Regions from separate parts of the Homo sapiens genome. Here region 1 is linked to region 2. Evidence: chromatin loops called from intact Hi-C (ENCODE). Cell type or tissue: CD4-positive, alpha-beta T cell. All regions are shown on one strand. Each heading gives the region's core, and the rest is flanking DNA. Links, peaks and the distances in the headings are about the cores only. Region 1 has its middle 70 kb from the start of MELK. Region 2 has its middle 60 kb from the start of RNF38.

The links. A loop is a pair of places that touch in the nucleus more often than their neighbours do. Peaks named below come from ENCODE experiments on the same cell type or tissue, not always from the same donor. Only the 100,000 strongest peaks of a DNase experiment are listed, where the experiment ranks them.
Region 1: it touches region 2 in a loop (2.4-fold over the local background); 4 of 110 quality-filtered maps call a loop at or near these places.

Annotation. Positions count from the first base shown.
Region 1 is chr9:36,497,593-36,508,103 of GRCh38, forward strand. No RefSeq gene overlaps it. Among named protein-coding and RNA genes, the nearest start is that of MELK, 70 kb to the right of the region's middle. In CD4-positive, alpha-beta T cell, for the core only: no CTCF peak of the experiment used is centred there; a DNase peak (open chromatin) is centred at 6,769.
Region 2 is chr9:36,454,636-36,465,146 of GRCh38, forward strand. It overlaps a transcript of RNF38 not described here. Among named protein-coding and RNA genes, the nearest start is that of RNF38, 60 kb to the left of the region's middle. RefSeq lists enhancers at 3,968-4,037, 4,168-4,257. In CD4-positive, alpha-beta T cell, for the core only: no CTCF peak of the experiment used is centred there; a DNase peak (open chromatin) is centred at 3,896; H3K4me3 peaks cover 898 bases; H3K27ac peaks cover 2,677 bases.

The DNA.
Region 1 (10,511 bases), core at 1,788-9,787, 44 kb after region 2:
GTGCACATGGGTGTAAATTAGTATATTTTACAGACGGAATAGAGGGCATTGGTTAATACAATTAATCGGTTAAAAGAGTTTCTAATGTATCTTTTTTGAACCTTTTGAATTGGAAGTACATAAACCACTTTAAGAAACATAGACTCGGCTGGGTGCAGTGTCTCACACCTGTAGTCCTAGCAATTTGGGAGGCCGAGGCAGGCGAATCACTTGAGGCCAGGAATTTGAGACCAGCATGGCCAACATGGTAAAACCCCGTTTCTAGTAAAAATACAAAAATTATGAGGGCGTGGTGGCATATGCTTGTAATTCCAGCTACTTGGGAAGCTGAGGCACGAGACTCACTTGAACCCAGGAGACAGAGGTTGCAATGAGCCAAGATGGCACCACTGCACTCCAGGCTGGGCAACAGAGCGAGACTCGGTCTCAAAAAAAAAAAAAGAAAAAAAGAAACAGGCTGTATTGGCTTTCATAATCCAAAGCCTGGGGTGGATCTGGCATGACTTGATTCAGGGACTTGAATGATGTGTCAGCTCCCAATCTTCCTCTGTCTCTCAGCTGTGCTTACCACCATGTTGGTTTCATACTAGACTCCATGCAGTGATGAGACAGTGATGGCAGCTCCTGGCACAGAAGAGAAAACACGTAACCCTCTCAGCAATCCTAACAAAAAGTCTCACTACTTTGTATCAGCTAAGATTGGGTATATGCTTGCTTACCTTATACTGATCTGTGACCAGGGAGATGTGATGACCTGAGTGACTTAGGATTGAGTCCCATGCCTCTCTGAAGCCCTTTCTAACCCCTGGACTGAGAAGAATTGCCTTGGAGCATTCCAGCTTGCTATTATATAAGTTGATTTTTTTTTTTTTTTGAGACGGAGTCTTGCTCTGTCACCCAGGCTAGAGTGCAGTGGTGCGATCTCGGCTCACTGCAACCTCTGCCTCCCAGGTTCAAGCGATTCTCCTGCCTTAGCTCCCGAGTAGCTGGGATTACAGGCACCCACCACCTTGCCTGGCTCTTTTTTTTTTGTATTTTTAGCAGGGACGGGGTTTCACCATCTTGGCCAGGCTGGTCTCGAACTCCTGACCTCAAGCAATCCACCCGCCTCGGCCTCCAAAGTGCTGGGATTACAGGCGTGAGCCACTGTGCCCAGCCTTAGAAATTCTTTTTTTGTTTGTTTGAGACAGAGTCTTGCTCTGTTGCCCAGGCTGGAGTGTAGTGGCTTGATCTCAGCTCAATGCACCTCCACCTCCCGGGTTCAAGCGATTCTCCTGCCCCAGCCTCCCGAGTAGCTGAGACTATAGGCATGCATCACCACTCCTGGCTAATTTTTTTGTATTTTCAGTAGAGATGGGGTTTCACCATGTTGGCCAGGCCGGTCTTGAACTCCTGACCTCAGGTGATCTGCCCACCTCAGCCTCCCAAAGTGCTGGGATTACAGGCGTGAGCCACTGCGCCCAGCAGAAGTCCATTCTTGAAGTAATGATTGGGTTAAGGAAGGACTATGGGCTTCTTGAGGGCAAGAATGGCATTGTGTTTCTGTCTGTATCCTCACTCTTCATACATAGCACCCAGCATGTTTCCCTACACACAGCAGACATCACTTAATTGTGAACCAAAAAACTGCAAGCATCTTTCTTCATTCACTGTGTATCTTACTGCTGTTTATAGAAGACTTGCCCTTGCTGTGCAAAATGCCAGTCCCTATTTGCCTGGGTTTTGTCATCTTTTGATCTCTTGTGCTGCCAGAAGGCCTCAAAGCATAAGTTTGAATGGGGCTTGGACTCCGAGACCCATAGAGCTAAGCTCCGTATAGAATTCCCTGAGGGAAGCCTTTTCCTTTCCATCTCAAGTCCGGCATATTGCTCTATAACACTGGTTATGGTGATGCTGCAGTTTTAATTTTACCTTTTGTGTTTGTTCTAGAGCCACTTTAAAGGACTCTCTTTGGGTCTTTCCCCTAATCCTCCTTTCTGACCCCCAGCTTCCCTTGGTCCCTCGCTTCCCTGCAGCCACAGCTGCCTGGCTCCAGGGCACTCAGACGGCACTGTCGCCTAGGCAACCCAGAAAGGGGCTTCAATCTACTGTCTCCCCAGAGGGGTTGGGCTGGCCCTGAGCCAGGAAGAGGCAGGGGGCAGGGGACCTGTACCAGCCCTGCACAGGGCATGTCGGGAAATAAACAGACTACTGGTGTGCTGTCTGCATTAAGAGATAGGGGGAATGTCATGGGTGTGTTGTCTGTGTGTTATGTAAGCAAACAGCCAAGGATGCCACTGCCCGCTGAGAGCAAAGAAATGGAACAAGAGAAAGAAGGCCCTCCCATACATCTTGGACTCAAATCTGCAGTGATGGAGTTAACTGGCCAAGGCTCTGTTTTAGTTTCCTAGGGCTGCTGTAACAAAGTACTACAAACTGGATGGCTCAAAACAACAGAAATGTATCTTCTCACAATTCTGGAGGCTAGAGGTCCAAAATCAAGGTGTCAGCAGGGCCATGCTCCCTCTGCAACCTGCCAGAGAACTTCCTTGCCTCTTCCTGCTCCTAGTGGTTTGCTGGCAATCTTTGACAATCCTTGACTTACAGCCACACATAACTCCAATCTCTGCTTCCATAGTCACATAGCGTTCTCCCTGTTTGCCTCTGTTTTCATGTGGCCTTCTTCATATAAGGACACTAGTCATATTAGATTTAGAGCCCACCCTTGCTCCAGTATGACTTCATCTTAACTAATTACTTCTGCACTGACCCTATTTCCTAACAAGCTCACGCTCTGGCATGGGGATTTGGACTTCAACATATCTTTTTTAGGGGACACAATTCATCCCATAACAGCCTCCCAGATGGGTATGAAATGATGGGAGAGATGGTTTTAGAAGTTCCCATAGTATAAGAGAAAGCCCTTTCTAGGGCTAATTGACAAGACTAAGGAAGCTCTGGAACACCAGGCTGAGGATCTTGGCTTTGTTTAGTAGAGGGGAGCCATGAAGGGTCTCAGAGAAGACAGCAGTGTGGCAATCTATAAGACTCAGGGTTTTTGTCATTGGTTGCTTTTTATGTTTTAGTGCCAGTGAAATGAACCACTCTTTTCTCCAACGCATACTCCCAGCTGCCTCTTTAAGTAACAGCCCTACACAGCCAGTTGTAGCATGACAAAAACCTTCGAAATGAATAGCACAGAGTTTGGTGTGGTTCCGAAGTAAGACTGCCACTTGCCAGCTGTGTCAGCCTTAGTTGCCTCCTCAGTCAAACGAGGATTATAAAAGTACCAATCTCAAAGAGTTGTTACAGGGATTAAATGAGTATGTATGAACTTATATAATATATATATAACATATTACATATATGATATACATACATATATATGTCTAGCTACCTGTCTCAGAAGAAAGCCTGACAAAGTAAGAACTCAGCAAATGTTCACAATTATTATGCAAAGATGAGTAGTTAATTTGGCTAAGGAGTAAAGTAGAAGTCATTATTATTAGTGCTGGTTATTAAGACTTTAGACCCTGGCTGAGCACAGTGGCACATGCCTGTAATCCCAGCACTTTGTGAGGCCAAGGGGGGTGGATCACTTGAGGTCAGGAGTCCAAGACCAGCCTGGCCAACATGGTGAAACCCTGTCTCCACTAAAAATACAAAAATTAGCTGGGTGTGGTGGTACGCACCTGTAGTCCCAGCTACCCAGGAGGCTGAGGCAGGAGACATGCTTGAACCCGGGTGGCAGAGGTTGCAGTAAGCCGAGATCACACCACTGCACTCCAGCCTGGGCGACAGAGTGAGACTCTGTCTCAAAAAAAAAAAAAAAAAAAAAAAAGGAATAGGAAGAGAAAGCTTTCACTTTTACTTTATACAATTTTAAAATAAGCACATAGTATTTTAATAATGAAAACTTAATTCCATTTAGAAAATTATTAAAATAAAGCATTTTGTATGCAAGCAACATTATTATAGGCATATCTTGAATCTGCTCTGATTTTCTTCAAGGAAATCATTCATGAATATGCATAGACTATTTCTGGAAGTATCTTCAAGAAGCTGATGACAGCGGTTGCCTCTCAAGAGGGAGATTGGGGGACTGGTGTTTGGAGTCAGGGATGGGAAGAAAATGACCTTTATGCTATATTTTCTTTTACAAGATTTAATTTGTTTTTAACCAAATGCATGTATTATGAATTCAAATAAATTAAAAGAAAATTTTTAAAAGCTACAATAATTTATAATTACCAATGAATAATGTGTAACTCACCTCATGACTGATCACAACACACCAGTGCTTCTGACTGGAGTTGATCCTAAGCAGAGTGCTGACAGTCAAACTCAGGACTCCAAGTCCAGAGGTTTTTTTTGCGGGGGGAGGTGAGGGGGACAGAGTCTCTTTCTGTCGCCCAGGCTGGAGGGCAGTGGCACAATCTTACCTCACTGCAAACTTGCCTCCCAGGTTCAAGCAATTCTTGTGCCTCAGCCTCCTTAGTAGCTGGGTCTATAGATGTGCACCACCACACCCGGCTAATTTTTTTTTTTTTTTTTTGAGACAGAGTTTCGCCCTGTTGCCCAGGCTAGAGAGCAGTGGCTGGACCTCGGCTCACTACAAGCTCCGCCTCTGGGGTTCACGCCATTCTCCTGCCTCAGCCTCGCGAGTAGGTGGGACTACAGGCCCCACCACCACGCCTGGCTAATTTTTTGTATTTTTAGTAGAGATGGGGTTTCACCGTGTTAGCCAGGATGGTCTCGATCTCCTGACCTCATGATCCGCCCGCCTCGGCCTCCCAAAGTGCTGGGATTACAGGTGTGAGCCACCGTGCCCGGCAATTTTTCTGTTTTTTAAGTACAGACTGGGTTTCGCCATGTTGGCCAGGTTGGTCTCAAACTCCTGACCTCATGTGGTCCACCCACCTCGGCCTCCCAAAGTGCTGGGATTACAGGCATGAGTCACAGCATCCAGCCATCCACGGCTTTTAATACTACATCATTGCCCAGCATAGTTGCCTCAAGGACTGCACCCTTGCAAGCCCAGTACCTCCAGGACCACCCCCCGACTCAACAAGCCATGACAGTAACATCACAATTGCCATAGCAGAAAAGTCATGACTGTGGAATTAACTCCTCAACAAACATTAAATATTCAGCTCAGTGAATTTTTATATATGTTCACCTGTGTAACCATGATCTGGATCAAAACATATAGACCATACTGGTCAGGCACAGTGGCTCACACCTGTAATCCCAGCGCTTTGGAAAGCTGAGGAGGCGGGTGGATCACCTGAGGTCAGGAGTTCGAGACTAGCCTGACCAACATGGAGAAACCCCGTCTCTACTAAAAATACAAAAAAAATTAGCCAGGCATGGTGGCGCATGCCTGTAATCCCAGCTACTCGGGAGGCTGAGGCAGGAGAATTGCTTGAACCCAGGATGCAGAGGTTGCAGTGAGCAGAGATTGCACCATTGCACTCCAGCCTGGGCAACAAGAGTGAAACTCAAACTCCATCTCAAAAAAAAAAAAAAAAAAAAAAAGATATAGATCATACCATCTCTCCGGAAGGCTCCCTCAGGCCCCCTCAAGTCCATACCCCCTAAATGTAACTACTCTTCTGATTCCTATCATCATGAATTAATTTTGCCTGTTTTTAAATTTTGTATAAATGGAATTATATGGTGACTACTTGTTCGTGTCTGGTTTCTTTTGCTTGACACTATTTTGTGAGATTTATCCATGTTGTTGTATGTAGTAGTTGTTTGTTCATTCCAGGATTGAAAGTGCTGAGTCACAGGGCATAGATATGTATATTTAACTTTACATATACTGCCAAGCAGTTGTCCAATGTAGTTGTACAAATTATACTCCCACTAGCAATGTAAAAAAAATTTCAGTTGTTGGGCCGGGTATAGTGGCTTATGCTTGTAGTTCCAGCACTTTGGAAGGCTGAGGCATGAGGATCACTTGAACTCAAGTGTTCGAGGCTGCAGTGAGCTATGATCGTGCCACTGCACTCCAGCCTGGGCAACAGAGTGAGACTTTGTCTCTACACACAAAAATGTTCCAGTTGCTGCACATCCTCACAGACTCTTGCTATTGTCAGTCCTTTTAACTTCTGCCATTTTGGTGGGGGGTCACTATTTTAAACCCCTCTTGGTTCCTTGATTTTCCATCTGCTCAGTCTTCCGGTCTGATAGACCCTCAATGGACTTTGAACTCCTGACCAACACTTCCTGCCCTTTCTTTCCTGGAATAGAGCCGTATAGTGTTATTACCTGATTGAATCCTAGAGCTCACCACACACAATTCTGATCTCTGCCACAGGCTGAGACCTGACTCCAGCCCAGACTAAGCTCTAATGCTAATCACAGACTGGTCTCTACTCTAATCACAGACTAGCTCTTAGCCCCACACACTGAGCCCTAATCACAACTACAGGGTGAACCCTGATCCCAACCATACCCTGAGCCATTACCCCAGCAACAGATTGAGCTTTCATCCTAGATAGAGGTTTAAACTGATCTGATCCAAATTCAGACTGATAAACACAAGTGGGCCAAGCACAGTGTCAGAAATTATTAGAAGATGTCAAATTGCAAGAATAAAATGCATTGTAAACTACTATTTCTGTAGCCTCTCCTTGGTTCACGTCAAATTTTAATTGTGACTGAATTTTGCTAAGTTGGGGAAAGAAACTACAATCAACCCCACCCTGACATGTTATAAAGAACAGGCTGGGGGCGGGGGAGTGTGGCTCAAAGAAGCCTAAAGCTGAGCCAGTCTGCAGATGGTGGCGGGAAGACGGGTAACCTTCTTCCTGTCCTCACAAGATGGCAGGTTTATTTTAAGGGTGTTTTTAACAGCTTAAAAAATGGATTCAAAGAACACTGGGGGAAGCCTCTGATTTTTGGGCTTCTGCCCATGATGCCTTTTTTTTTTTTTTTTTAACAATGGTATTTGACTCCCAGTGAGATTTGTTCCTTCATTACATTCTGATCATATTGCTTTTCACATCCCCCTCCCTGCAGAGGCTGTTGGGAAGGAAAAAGGAAACAGCCTTGAAGAATGAATGCTTAGAGGTTCTATTTTTTTTTTTTTTTTTTTTTGAGACGGAGTTTCGCTCTTGTTGCCCAGGCTGGAGTGCAATGGCATGATCTCGGCTCACCGCAACCTCCGCCTCCCAGGTTCAAGCAATTCTCTTTGCTCAGCCTCCCGAGTAGTTGGGATTATAGGCATGCGCCACCATGCCCGGTTAATTTTGTATTTTTAGTAGAGACGAGGTTTCTCCATGTTGGTCAGACTGGTCTCGAACTCCCGACCTCAGGCTATCTGCCCACCTCGGCCTCCCAAAGTGCTGGGATCACAGGCGTGAGCTTCCACACCTGGCCTGCTTAGAGGTTCTATTTGCCCTATGTCTGCTAATCAGCAGCAAGCTGGGAACATAATTTTCACTTTTTCTTTTTTTCTTTTTTTTTAAGACAGAGTCTCACTCTGTCACCCAGGCTGGAGTGCAGTGGCGCGATCTCGGCTCACTGCAACCTCTGCCTCCCGGGTTCAAGCAATTCTCCTGCCTCAGCCTCCCGAGTAGCTGGGACTACCGGCGCATGCCACTACACCTGGCTAATTTTTTTTTTTTTTTGTATTTTAGTAGAGACAGGGTTTCACCGTGTTGCCCAGGCTGGTCTGGAACTTCTGAGCTCAGGCAATCCGCCCACCTCGGCCTCCCACAGTGCTGGGATTTTAGGCGTGAGCCACTGCGCCCAGCCAATTTTCACTTTTTCTTATGCCCATGAGAAAAATCTTGATTTTACCCTTAGTACCAGGAACACCCTTAATGCCAGGTCCACAGTGCAAAGTGGATCTTCATACACGTTCTCTCTACTGGACAAAAATCCTGATTCGTTTGAGATTTCTAAACCTTAACTGGGCAAGACAACTTGGATGATGAGGCCGCGTGGCATTGTGGAAAAGGCTCTGGACGGAGAGTCAGGAGACCTGGACAGTCATGCCATCCTATGTCGTGCCACTACAAGTCCCACCCTCTCTCTAGGCCTCCCTTCTCCATCAATAAGAGTAAGGTTTAAGTGCAGCTCTTTGTAGTGTATTTACATACATTATTTCATTTAATCCTCATGAGAAGCATAATAAGTCCCATTTTATAAAAGTAGCAGGGATTTCGAGAAATTAAGACTTGCTGAAGGTAACAGAGTAATCAAATAGTTTTGATTGGTTTGGTTTTGTTTAAGTTGAATGTAACCTGCTAATGTTGTTATTTGTCATTAATTCACTAATTGACAAACATTAATTCAGCATCTTCATGTGCCAAATACTGTTTTTTGGCTCAAGGAACACGGACGTTTTCAGGAATAATCTTGTTGGTTAATGGTCTACACAGGTCAATGTGTCAGTTAAAAAAAAAGTATAATTGCTGGGTGCGTGGCTCACGCCTGTAATCCCAGCACTTTGGGAGGCCAAGGCGGGCAGATCACCTGAGGTCAGGAGTTCGAGACCAGCCTGGCCAACATGGTGAAACCCCGTCTCTACTAAAAATAAAAAAAAATTAGCCGGACATGGTGGCAGGACCTGTAATCCCAACTACGTGGGAGGCTGAGGCAGGAGAATCGCTTGAACCTAGGAGGCGGAGGTTGCAGTGAGCCAAGATCATGCCACTGTACTCCAGTCTGGGTGACAAAGCAAGACTCCGTCTCAAAAAAAGAAAAGAAAAGTATGATTAAGGGTCTTCTTCTTCTCCTTCTCCTTCTTCTTCTTCTCTTAATGGAGTCTAGCTCTGTCGCCCAGACTAGAGTGCAGTGGTGTGATCTCAGCTTACTGCAACCTCCACCTCCCAGGTTCAAGTGATTCTCCCGCCTCAGGCTCCTGAGTAGCTGGGACTACAGGTGTGTGCCACCACGCCAAGCTAATTTTTTGTATTTTTAGTAGAGACAGGGTTTCACTGTGTTAGCCAGGATGGTCTGGATCTCCTGACCTCGTGTTCCATCCACCTTAGCCTCCCAAAGTGCTGGGATTACAGGTGTGAGCCATCGTGTCCAGCCCCTTTCTTCTTCTCTTAAGACAAATATGGGTTAACTTTCCATCTCTGTCCCCCTGGAAGTCTAATAAAGGGGCAATGTCAGCTGTGGTATTCAACAGCATCGCTTATGGTAAAAATAACTCCTGATTGGTAAACTTCTTCTGGGCCAGGATACATAAGTACCTGATGAGAACACAGCTTTGGGCCACCCTAATTGCAGTGACACTTGTAACCAGTTCATCGTCTATGGAGAACCTGATAGCTATGCTCCCGAGACACTAGATATGATTCCTATTTGGGACAGGGCATTTCTTTTCTTTTCTTTTCTTTCTTTTTTTTTTTTTTTGAGACGGAGTCTTGCTCTGTCGCCCAGGCTGGAGCGCAGTGGCGCGATCTCGGCTCACTGCAAGCTCTGCCTCCCGGGTTCACGCTGTTCTCCTGCCTCAGCCTCCCGAATAGCTGGGACAGGCGCCCGCCACCATGCCCGGCTAATTTTTTGTATTTTTAGTAGAGACGGGGTTTCACAGTGTTAGCCAGGATGTCTCGATCTCCTGACCTCGTGATCGCTCACCTCTGCCTCCAAAAGTGCTGGGATTACAGGCGTGAGCCACTGCGCCCGGCCAGGGCATTTCTTCTTCTTCTTCTTCTTCTTTTTTTTTTTTTTTTTTCCGAGACGGAGTCTCGTTCTGTTGCCCAGGCTAGAGTGCAGTGGCGCGATCTCCACTCACTGCAAGCTCCGCCTCCCAGGTTCAAGCGATTCTGGTGCCTCAGCCTTCTGAGCAGCTGGGACTACAGGCGCATGCCACCAGGCCCGGGTAATTTTTTTGTATTTTTAGTAGAGACGGGATTTTGCCATGTTGGCCAGGCTGTTCTTGAACTCCTGACCTCAGGTGATCTGCCCTCCTTGGCCTCCCAAAGTGCTGGGATTACAGGCATGAGCCACCGCGCCCAGCGGGACAGGGCATATCTAAACTAAGGTTGTCGCTGCACCTGTGAATATGATCCTGTCTCCTTGCACCTAAGCTGTCACCTGGGGGGCCAAAGAAGACTAATCACTGGATAACTACAATAACTCTGCTGAAGAGAAGTGCCAGATGTTGTTCTGCTGGCACAGTGTGTCATGTCTTGAATCCTTCTGAGTGAATCTGATGCAAAGTAAAGCCTATGGTATTGAGGGTAAATGTCTGGTTGAACTCAAAGACCACCTAATAATGGACATTTCAGGGGCAAATCCAGATCCAGTAGTTTTGAAGATATAATTCCAACCCTATTTTGTCTGACTCTAGCCATGGTTCTCAATCTTGGCCACACGTTGGACTCACATTGAAATGATATTGAATCCCTTGCCACAATGAACACAGCAATAAAAAAAGAAAGCACTGCTACACACAACATGGATGAATCTCTTGGGCATGATGGTGAAAGAAAGGAGCCAGCCACAAAAGAGTGCAAACTGGGTAATTCCACTTATCAGAAGTTCAGATGCAGCCCAAACTAACC
Region 2 (10,511 bases), core at 802-8,801:
GCAGTGGCACAATCTCGGCTCACTGCAACCTCCGCCTCCCAGGTTCAAGTGATTCTCCTGCTTCAGCCTGCTTAGTAGCTGGGATTACAGGTGTTCACTACCAGGACTGGCTAATTTTCTATATTTTTAGTACAGACAGGGTTTCACCATGTTGGCCAGGCTGGTCTTGAACTCCTGACCTTAAATGATCCACCCGCCTCGGTCTCTCAAAGTGCTGGGGTTAAAGGCGTGAGCCACTGCACCCGACCTAATTTTAAATCCTGTAAACAGATTTTCAAGGTTATATATTTATGCTAGTTAACAAAAACTGTGTTGTATCCAACTAAACTTCATTTGCTACAAATGTGAAAAATCAAACTCATCAGTATTCAACTCCCATGCGTATAAAGAAACAAATTCTTAAGAACATAAACTGCAAATGCAATCTCTTTTTTTTTTTTCTGAGACACAGTCTCATTCTGTCGCCATGTGCAGAGTGCGGTGGTGCGATCTTGGCTCACTGCAACCCCCGCCTCCCAGGCTCAAGTGATTCTCATGCCTCAGCCTCCTGAGTAGCTGGGATCACAGGCACGGACCACCATGTCCAGCTAATTTTTCCTGTTTTTAGTAGAGACGGGCATTTCACTGTGTTGGCTAGGCTGGTCTCAAACTCCAGGCCTCCAGTGATCCACCTGCCTCGGCCTCCCAAAGTGCTGGGATTACAGGCATTAGCCACTGTGTCCAGCCTTGTAAATGAAATATTGTACTTTATCTCAGTTGAGAAAGTTTTGTTTCTTTAATAGTAAGCACAACACTAAAAGGAGTCAACTCTCAATTATCTCCAGAAGGAAGCTAAGGAGCAAATAGTTTAAAAGTGCACTCATTTAGCTGGACGCGGTGGCTCACGCCTATAATCCCAGCACTTTGGGAGGCCGAGGCGGGTGGATCATGAGGTCAGGAGTTCAAGACCAGCCTGGCCAAGATGGTGAAACCCCGTCTCTACTAAAAGTACAAAAATTACAGCACATCTATAATCTCAGCTAGTTGGGAGGCTGAGGCAGGAGAATCGCTTGAATCTGGGGGGCAGAGGTTGCAGTGAGCCGAGACAAGACCAGCCTGGCCAAGATGGTGAAACCCCGTCTCTACTAAAAGTACAAAAATTACAGCACGTCTATAATCCCAGCTACTCAGGAGGCTGAAGCAGGAGAATCGCTTGAATCTGGGGGGCGGAGGTTGCAGTGAGCCGAGACCACACCACTGCACTTCACCCTGGGTGACAGAGCAAGACTCCACCTCAAAAAAAAAAAAAAAAAGTGCACTAATTTAACTTAATTCATTTTTTCTTTCACAAACTGCCATTTAACCAAATCACAGAAAAGGTAGCCTTCCCATTTCTTTCTAGCATCAGAGGGAGTAAGAAGTTCCACCTGGATGAATTTTCTTGATAACAATCCAATAAATAATTTTTTTTTTGAGACAGAGTCTCGTCTGCCATCCAGGCAGTGGCGTGATCTCAGCTCACTGCAACCTCCACCTCCTGCCTCAGCAATTCTCCTTCCTCAGCCTTCCTAGTAGCTGAGATTACAGGTGTACACCACCACATCTGGCTAATTTTGTATTTTTAGTAGAAACGGGTTTCACCATGTTGGCCAGGCTGGTCTCGAACTTCTGGCCTCAGGTGATCTGCCCACCTCGGCCTCCCAAAATGCTGGGATTACAGGCGTGAGCCACAGTAGCTGGTCTCAAACAATTTTTATTTCAACCATATTTAACAGAAATTATTCCAAAATATAATATGCATTTCTGTGTGTTATAAGTCACTAAAATGCAAAGTAATTTTAAACTTTTCATGACACATAAACATCGCTAACATCAATTATCAAACTTTTTGATGCTATAGAATCTGGAAAACTAGACATCTGCTTTCATGTATCTCAGGGTCTTGGTTTTTCTCTTCAAGGATCTATCCTAGACTCTGCCTTGCCAGTGAAGGCTGTCTCTCCTGCTGGGCTGAGGGTTTCTCTGGGCCTCTTCCTGCAATTCACCTCTCAACCTACTGGACACTAAATCTAATGAATACTCATTGTTTTTCCATTCCAGGCTAGCTAGCACAAATACCCGTTATCTCCCTGAATCCAGAACTGTTATATTCTGCATTGTGCCAAGCATGAAGACCAACAGATTGGGCCATGTTGATCACTGTGCTAACTTACTTAATGGTAGATATGTTTTAGAATTATAAGATATGAGAACTTTAATAATACAAGTGTAGGAGTTCAACCTCCCTGCTTTATAGATAAGCAAAAAGCCCAGAAGATTAAGTGACTCATCCAAGGTCACTGGGTTTTTTTGTAGCAGAAAAGAACTGCTGGTTTCTAGTCCAGCTGCTTTTTGCACTACTTCATCAACACCCACATCCTACAAGATTATCATGCAATAAAGTATAAACTAATTAAGGAGCTAAATTTTGCCCTAATTCTTTAAATTCATGGATGCTGGTCCTTCCAGAAATAAAACAAAACCTTAAAATCTGATTTCTGCTAGATGAATTTATATTAAAGTAGAACTAGCTTTATCACAGGTACCTGCTTTCTTACCAAACACGAAGGCACTGAATTAATAGGAATCAATCACATTTAAACCAAACATAAGAAACAACTATCTTCAGAAACCCATACTGCATACAGGTAACACTTTGGAGTAAGGCATGCTTTAAACAGACTTCCTCTAACTGAATTTAAACCATTTAATTGGCAATTAATCTATTAATTGTAACTCTTTTCCACTGAGCTATAACAGAAAAACATGCATCTATCCCTCCAACTGAGTTCTGCTTACACCATTAGATTCTGAAAGTCTGCGATGGGCACAGACATTAATATTTACTTAAATAGTTAAAAAGCCTTTGTTGGAAATAACTTTAAAGCCCTTATGTACAAACTTTACGGTTGAAGATAATCTTTAAGGCATAGGTTCTCAAACTGAGATCCACAGGCTTAAGTTTATCAGGGGACTGGGCATGGTGGCTCACGTCTGTAATCCCAGCACTTTTGGAGACTGAGGCAGGTGGATCACTTGAGGTCGGGAGCTCAAGACCAGCCTGGCTAACATGGTGAAACCCCGTCTCTACTAAATAAACAAAAATTAACCAGGCATGGTGGTGGGCACCTGTGAGCTGAGATCACGTCACTGCACTCCAGCCTGGGTGACAGAGGGAGACTCCGTCTCCAAAAAAAAAAAAATTATCAGGGGACTTCAGGAGGTCTACAAACTCCCTAAAACTGTACACAAAATTCAGAATGTATGTGCATTTGTGCATGTGTTAGGTTGAGAAGAGCCCTAGCTTTTATCAGATCCTCAAAAGAGAACCATCATGCCAAAAAGGTTCAGAATCCTGCTTTAAGTAAACAAAGCTTTCAAGCTGTGGAGGTAAGGCAGTCCATTGATGGTTGCAGAACACACAACAAAGGTTGCCTCTCCTCACATACACCAACGCTTTTGGAATGCAGAGCCTCAATATAGTAGTAATGAGAGGTGAAGCCAGCTGGACTTCTGGGTCGGGTGGGGACTTGGAGAACTTTTCTGTCTAGCTAAAGGATTGTAAATGCACCAATCAGCGCTCTGTGTTTAAAGGATTGTAAGCACACCAATCAGCACTCTGTAAAATGGACCAGTCAGTGCTCTGTAAGATGGACCAACCAGCAGGATGTGGGCAGGGCCAAATAAGAGAATAAAAGCTGGCCACCCGAGCCAGCAGCAGCAACCCGCCTGGGTCCCCTTCCACGCTGTGAAAGCTTTGTTCTTTTGCTCTTCACAGTAGATCTTGCTGCTGCTCACTCTTTGGGTCTGCACTACCTTTATGAGCTGTAACACACACCACAAGCGTCCGCGGCTTCATTCCTGAAGTCAGCGAGACCACAAACCCACCGGGAGGAACAAACAACTCCTGACGTGCCACCTTTAAGAGCTGTAACACTCACTGCGAAGATCTGCGGCTTCACTCCTGAAGTCAGTGAGACCACGAACCCACCGGAAGGAAGTTCCGGACACATCTGAACATCTGGAGGAACAAACTCTGGACACACCATCTTTAAGAGTTGTAACACTCACCGCGAGGGTCCGCGGCTTCATTCTTGAAATCAAGAACACACCGGAAGGAATAAATTCCAGACACAGTAATATTGAGAAACCATAAGTTCACCAGTCACAAGACAGAGAGACAAGTCCACTATATATCCTGACCAACATATCGCCACATTTGGTGTCTTAACCACAGACCATCAAGACATTCTGTAAGACAGAAAGATTGCCCTCTGGCTGGACGCGGTGGATCACCTGTAATCCCAGCACTTTGGGAGGCCAGGGTGGGCAGATCACGAGGTCAAGAGATTGAGACCATCCTGGCCAACATGGTGAAACCCTGTCTCTACTAAAAATACAAAAATTAGGTGGGCGTGGTAGTGCAGGCCTGCAATCCCAGCTACTCAGGAGGCTGAGGCAGGAGAATCACTTGAACCCAGGAGGTGGAGGTTGCAGTGAGCCGAGATCACACCACTGCACTCTAGCCTGGTGACAGAGCGAGACTCTGTCTCAAAAAAAAAAAAAAAGAAAGATAAAGATTGCCCTCCACAGCTACACACTGAAAAGACTGGGAAAGGGACAGAAATGTTCTGGGGGAATCTCTAGGGTAAAGGGCCTTTCAGCAAAAACACTCCCTGAAATTACTTTATCTCAACTAGTACTAACACTTCCTGGGTATACTTAATTCAGTAACCTGTGTTAAGGCATTTACTCCTTTTATTTGTCCAAAACAAAAATCTCTCTGTCAAACATTAGGGATAGGGCATTGCCTTCATTTTGGTACACTGAGTATTTTGTATTTAGAGAATAAATCCATTATCACAATTTTATAAGCTGTGAACACAAATCCCCTTAGTGTTTTCTGACACTGAAGAATTACTTTGTATTTAACACCCTGGATATGTGAGTGTGCAAGAGAAGAGTATGTGTATGTGTGTACATACTCCATCACAGGCTACATAAAATATTAACTCTAATTATTGTATAGTGCTTACAAAGAAATCCTGCTTTCCTTCTACCACCACTAAATACTATTTTCACTTCAGAGACTTGCGGATTTTAGGAAAGTTTATTTTCATTTCCATCTTCTACTGTCATGTACAATACTGAAAATCAGTTTTAACTGATTTTAGTGTTTTCCCAAAAGAAAATTGAGAAAGGATTATTGAGTCAAGAAATCTGTGCATACAAGATACTCTGTGGCGATTAGTAACATTGTTGTATTTTACACCTATGCATTTTTAGGCTATTGCTATCCAATACTATAAGAGAAAATTTTTTAACTTAATGCAAACGAATGTTTTTCTAACTTAAACGACAGAAAATTAAATCCATTCACCAAAACTATGCTTCTTAATATCTAAAAACCCTACTTAGGGCCAAAATCAGTGCTCCCAATTAGAGATCACAAATGTAACTTTAAAAACATTTTTCTTGTGGTTTCTTAAGCTTATGATCAACTGCCTAGAAGATACTAAGAATGTTGCCTACAAGACGTTGAGGATTAAAAACAGTAAAGAGCAATAAATATACTAGAAATTCCAATTATCTAATTTATTGGCACAACTGATGGTTTACTTCTCTCGCATAAGTGACCACAGGAAGGCATAGACTAATTTAAACTTTACACAACAAACAGGAAATTCAAAAGCAGGAATAAAAAGCTTTTATCTATAGTGGTTTAGCCAAACTATCATACATATACATACTGGAGTAAATGGAGGTAACATTAAGTGTGTGTGTGCAAGTGCCTGCCCCGACCCCATCACCAAGAACAGGGTTGATCCAGAAAGTAAGGTAAATCAATGCACAGTGGTGGGAAACAGACTTTTCCTAGTCCCAGAACACTTAATGGACTGGAAGCAGCAACTAGCTTAATCAGTGACATTCACACATATAAAGAAAAAAAGGAGCCAGGCGCGGTGGCTCACTCCCATAATCCCAGCACTTTGGGAGGCCAAGGCAGGCAGATCAGCTGAGGTTCGGAGTTCAAGACCAGCCTGACCAACGTGGAGAAACCCCATCTCTACTAAAAATACAAAATTAGCCAGGCGTGGTGGCACATGCCTGTAATCCCAGCTACTCAGGAGGCTGAGGCAGAAGAATCGCTTGAACCCAGGAGGTGAAGGTTGCAGCGAGCCGAGATTGCACCATTGCACTCCAGCCTGGGCAACAAGAGGGAAACTCTCTCAAAAAAAAAAAAAAAAAAAAAGAAAGAAAGAAAGAAAAAAAAGGAGGCTGGTCGCGATGGCTCACAACTGTAATTCCAACACTTTGGGAGGCCAAAGCAGGTGGATCACCTGAGATTAGAAGTTCAAGACCAGCCTGGCCAACATGGGGGAAACCCCGTATCTACTAAAAAATACAATAATTAGCTGGGTGTGGTGGTGCACACCTGTAATCCCAGCTACTTGGGAGGCTGAGGCAGGAGAATTGCTTGAACCTGGGAGGCGGAGATTGCGGTGAGCCAAGGCTGCACCACTGCACTGCACTCCAGCCTGGGCAACAAGAGCAAAACTCCATCTCAAAACAAACAAACAAACAAACAAAAACTCTGGGTCAGGGATGTTAAAGCCATGAATGAGTAGTGGTAAGCTGTATGCTATAAAGGAAAAAGAAAACCAGAATACAATGACAGAGCAGAGAGGTAAAACCTTCTTTAGACTGAGTAGTCAAGGAAGGCCTCAGAAGAAAGCTGAGAGCTCAGGGATGAGAAGGAGCTGAGTACTCAAAGGGTAGAACAAGAGTGTTCTATGCAGAGAAAACAGCCTGGAAGAGACAGGAAAAACTGTAAATTCAAGTGCAATGGGATGCCACTGAATAGTTTAAGTAACCATGTGACCCATTCTTTCAAAAGCTTTCTCTGGCTGCTATGCAGAGAAAAAAATTGGAGACCAGACAAGTGTGAAGACCAGCTGAAAGGCTACTGTGGCAGTTCAGGGGGAGAGATGGGATAGCTTCAGTGAAAAGAGGTGAAACAATACAAAATACATTCTGGAGATGTGCTGGAAAGGACAAGAATGTGGTGGGGAGTGGTGTGTAAGAAAAACAAAGGTGCCAAAAATGACTCCTAGATTCCTGGTTTAAGCATTTCCGATGGAAAAAACTAAGGGGAGAAATAGTTTTGCAGATAATAATTTCAGTTTGGACATGTGAAGTATGAACTCCCTATAAAATACAAATTTGGGGATTCTCAGCACATAAATGATATTTAAATCCTTGGGAACAAATGCTATCATCCAGAAAACACAGAAGAGAGATGAAGAAACAGGCCCAAGCCCTGAGGAACTCAAACATGCAGTGACCGGGAAAAGAGGTTGGCAAAAAGTATATGCAAAGGTAAGAGGAAAACAAGGATTATGAGATTACAGAAGCCAACAGGCTGGGATCCAAGAAAGAGGATAAATTACGTGGATAACTCTGGTAAGAGATGCAGTAAGATGTGGTCTGAATATCCACTGGTTTGGCAACCCACCATTATGGATGACCTTGGCAGAGCAGTTTCAGGGAACTGGAATAAAGGATTAAGTCAAAGAGGGCTGAAGGGTGACTGACTATACACCAACCAGCCTGTATGCAACTTAGCAAACTTCCCAACTATCACCAAGATGCAGGTAAATCACCTCATCTCTCTCCTGCTCTACCGTAACAGCCTCCAACTGCTTTTCCTGCTTCAATCCTTACCCTCCTACAACCCATTCTCAGCACAGCGGCCAGAAAGATCCTAGAAGGGAAGTCATACCATATATCACCACTCCTCTGCTCAGTGATCTCATCTCATTCAGAACAAAGGTCAAAAACAAAGTATCCCTAATAGTCTAGAAGGTCACCATCTTACCTCTGAACACTCCTGTTCATGGAATACAGCAAGCACACTTTTGCGTCAGGGCTTCTGCACTTAAAACAGCTTGATGCCTAACTTCCTTCGAATTTCTGCTCAAATGTCACTGCACCAATGATGCTTTCTCTGACCAACTGATTGATTTTTTTTTTTTTTTGAGACAGAGTCCTGCTCTGTCGCCCAGGCTGGAGATCAGTGGCATGATCTCAGCTCACCACAACTTCCGCCTCCCAGGTTTAAGTGATTGTCGTGCCTCAGCCTCCCGAGTAGCTAGGACTACAGGCGGGCACCACCACACCTGGCTAATATTTGTATTTTTAGTAGACACGGAGTTTCACCATGTTGGCCAGGCTGGTCTCCAACTCCTGACCTCAGGTGATCTGCCTGCCTCAGTCTCCCCTGCTGGGATTACAGGTGTGAGCCACTGTACCCCGCCCTGATTTACTTTTTTTTTTTTTAAGTGAAAACAAGCTTATTAAGCAAGTGAAGGAATAAAGAATGGCTACTCCATAGGCAGAGCAGCCTGGTCAAGTGATTTAAATAGCACCTGCTTTCATTCTTTGCTTATCTTGGCCTACCCTGATCTGTTTTTCTTCTTACCACTTATCATCCTTATGGCATATTTATGCTTACTGTCTGTCTCACATCATGAGGATGTAAGCTTCATAAGAGTAGAGGTTTTACCTGCTTTTGTTCACTACTGTGTAGCCAGTATGTAGGCCTGGTACACAGTAGACACTCATTTGTTTCTTGCATGTAAGTCAGGAGAAAGGCCCCGCACATTATGAAGTAATAAACTGGCACTTTCAGTTTGATACAAGCCTTCTGTTATTTAGATAATATGAGTCTGATCACTCACAGGAATGCAGGAAAGTCTCATTTCTGGATCCATGAAATAGAATACTAGTTCTTCAATGATCTAAACGTAGGCCTTGAAAAACTCACAATTATGCCATTCTGCTGGGTGTCTCCTTGTAAATTCAAGAGCATTTCCATTCAATTTTCAATATGAACTGTTTACCTTTTGGGTAAAGCAAGGTACACTAGAAAAAAAAAATCATTTGTAATAATGCAAAGACGTGGTCACGAAGGGGGCAATGGTACTGATGAATCACACAAATACAAAGATATGTACATATTACATTTGAACAAAGGCAAGTATGTATGGTGCACTGGGATTAGGTAATTCTTCCAAATAATTGAACCATGCTTTCCAGTCTGTCTATTTAATTTCCCTAATCATCTCTCTAATCACCAAGAAGAGACTAAGCTATTTTTCTCTGCAAACTCCCTAGCTCACACTTACTCTTTTGTCCTCAGAAAAATAAGTGACCAAAAACTATTATCTTAGGCCAGGTGCGGTGGCTCACGCCTGTAATCCCAGCACTTTGGGAGGCCGAGGCGGGCGGATCACGAGGTCAGGAGATAGAGACCATCCTGGCTAACATGGTGAAACCCTGTCTCTACTAAAAATACAAAAAATTAGCCGGGCGTGGTGGCAGGCACCTGTACTCCCAGGTACTCAGGTTGAGGCAGGAGAATGGCGTGAACCCGGGAGGTGGAGATTGCAGTGAGCCTAGATCACGACACTGCACTCCAGCCTGGGCGACAGAGCAAGACTCTGTCTCAAAAAACAAACAAACAAACAAAAAACCACACAAAAAAAATTATCTTCTAATTTCTGACAAGATCAAAGCTCTGCATTATGTAGATGAAATGCAAGCCTTAATTATAATTTGAAATCATATTTAGGCCGGGCGCAGTGGCTCACGCCTGTAATCCCAGCACTTTAGGAGGCCAAGGCAGGCGGATCACAAGGTCAGGAGTTCGAGACCAGCCTGGCCAATATGGTGAAACTCTGTCACTACTAAAAATACAAAAAAAAATTAGCCAGGTGTGGTGGCGCACACCTGTAATCCCAGCTACTCAGGAGGCTGAGGCAGGAGAATTGCTTGAACCTGGGAGGCGGAGGTTGTGGTAAGCTGAGATCGCGCCACTGTACTCCAGCCTGGGTGACAGAGTGAGACTCCGTCTCAAAAAAAAAAAAAAATCATATTTGTATCAGATTATCAGTCATATATATCTACTCATGTAACCCTAAACAAACTGTGAAAACACAAATCCTGGAAACTGCAATATTCACCCAATAAATTAATATACATACACTGTATAGCTAAGAATGGAAGGAAATGGCAAAACAAGTTAAAATACAGATAAATCTAAATAACTGTGATCAATCTGGCTACATAATTGTGTGGAACATTTTTAAAAATCATTTCCAAAAATATGTAATATATAAAGATAACATAAAATTCCAGATTTGCAAAGAAAAAAGTAAAGAAAGCAAATGTACTAAAATGCTTGTTTTACAATTATGAGGACTCAAAAAGATACTATTTAGTGCTCTGCCTCTGACAGAGAATTTTAAAAGCCTTCTTAAAATCTGCATGGACCAATAACACAAAAAGATACTTAACATCATTAGCCATGGGGGGAATGCAAATCAAAACTAGAAGGAGATACCACTTCCCACCCACTAGGAGGGCTATAATCAAAAAGACAGATAACAGAGAACAAGTGTTGGCAACAATGTGGAGAAATTAGAACCCTC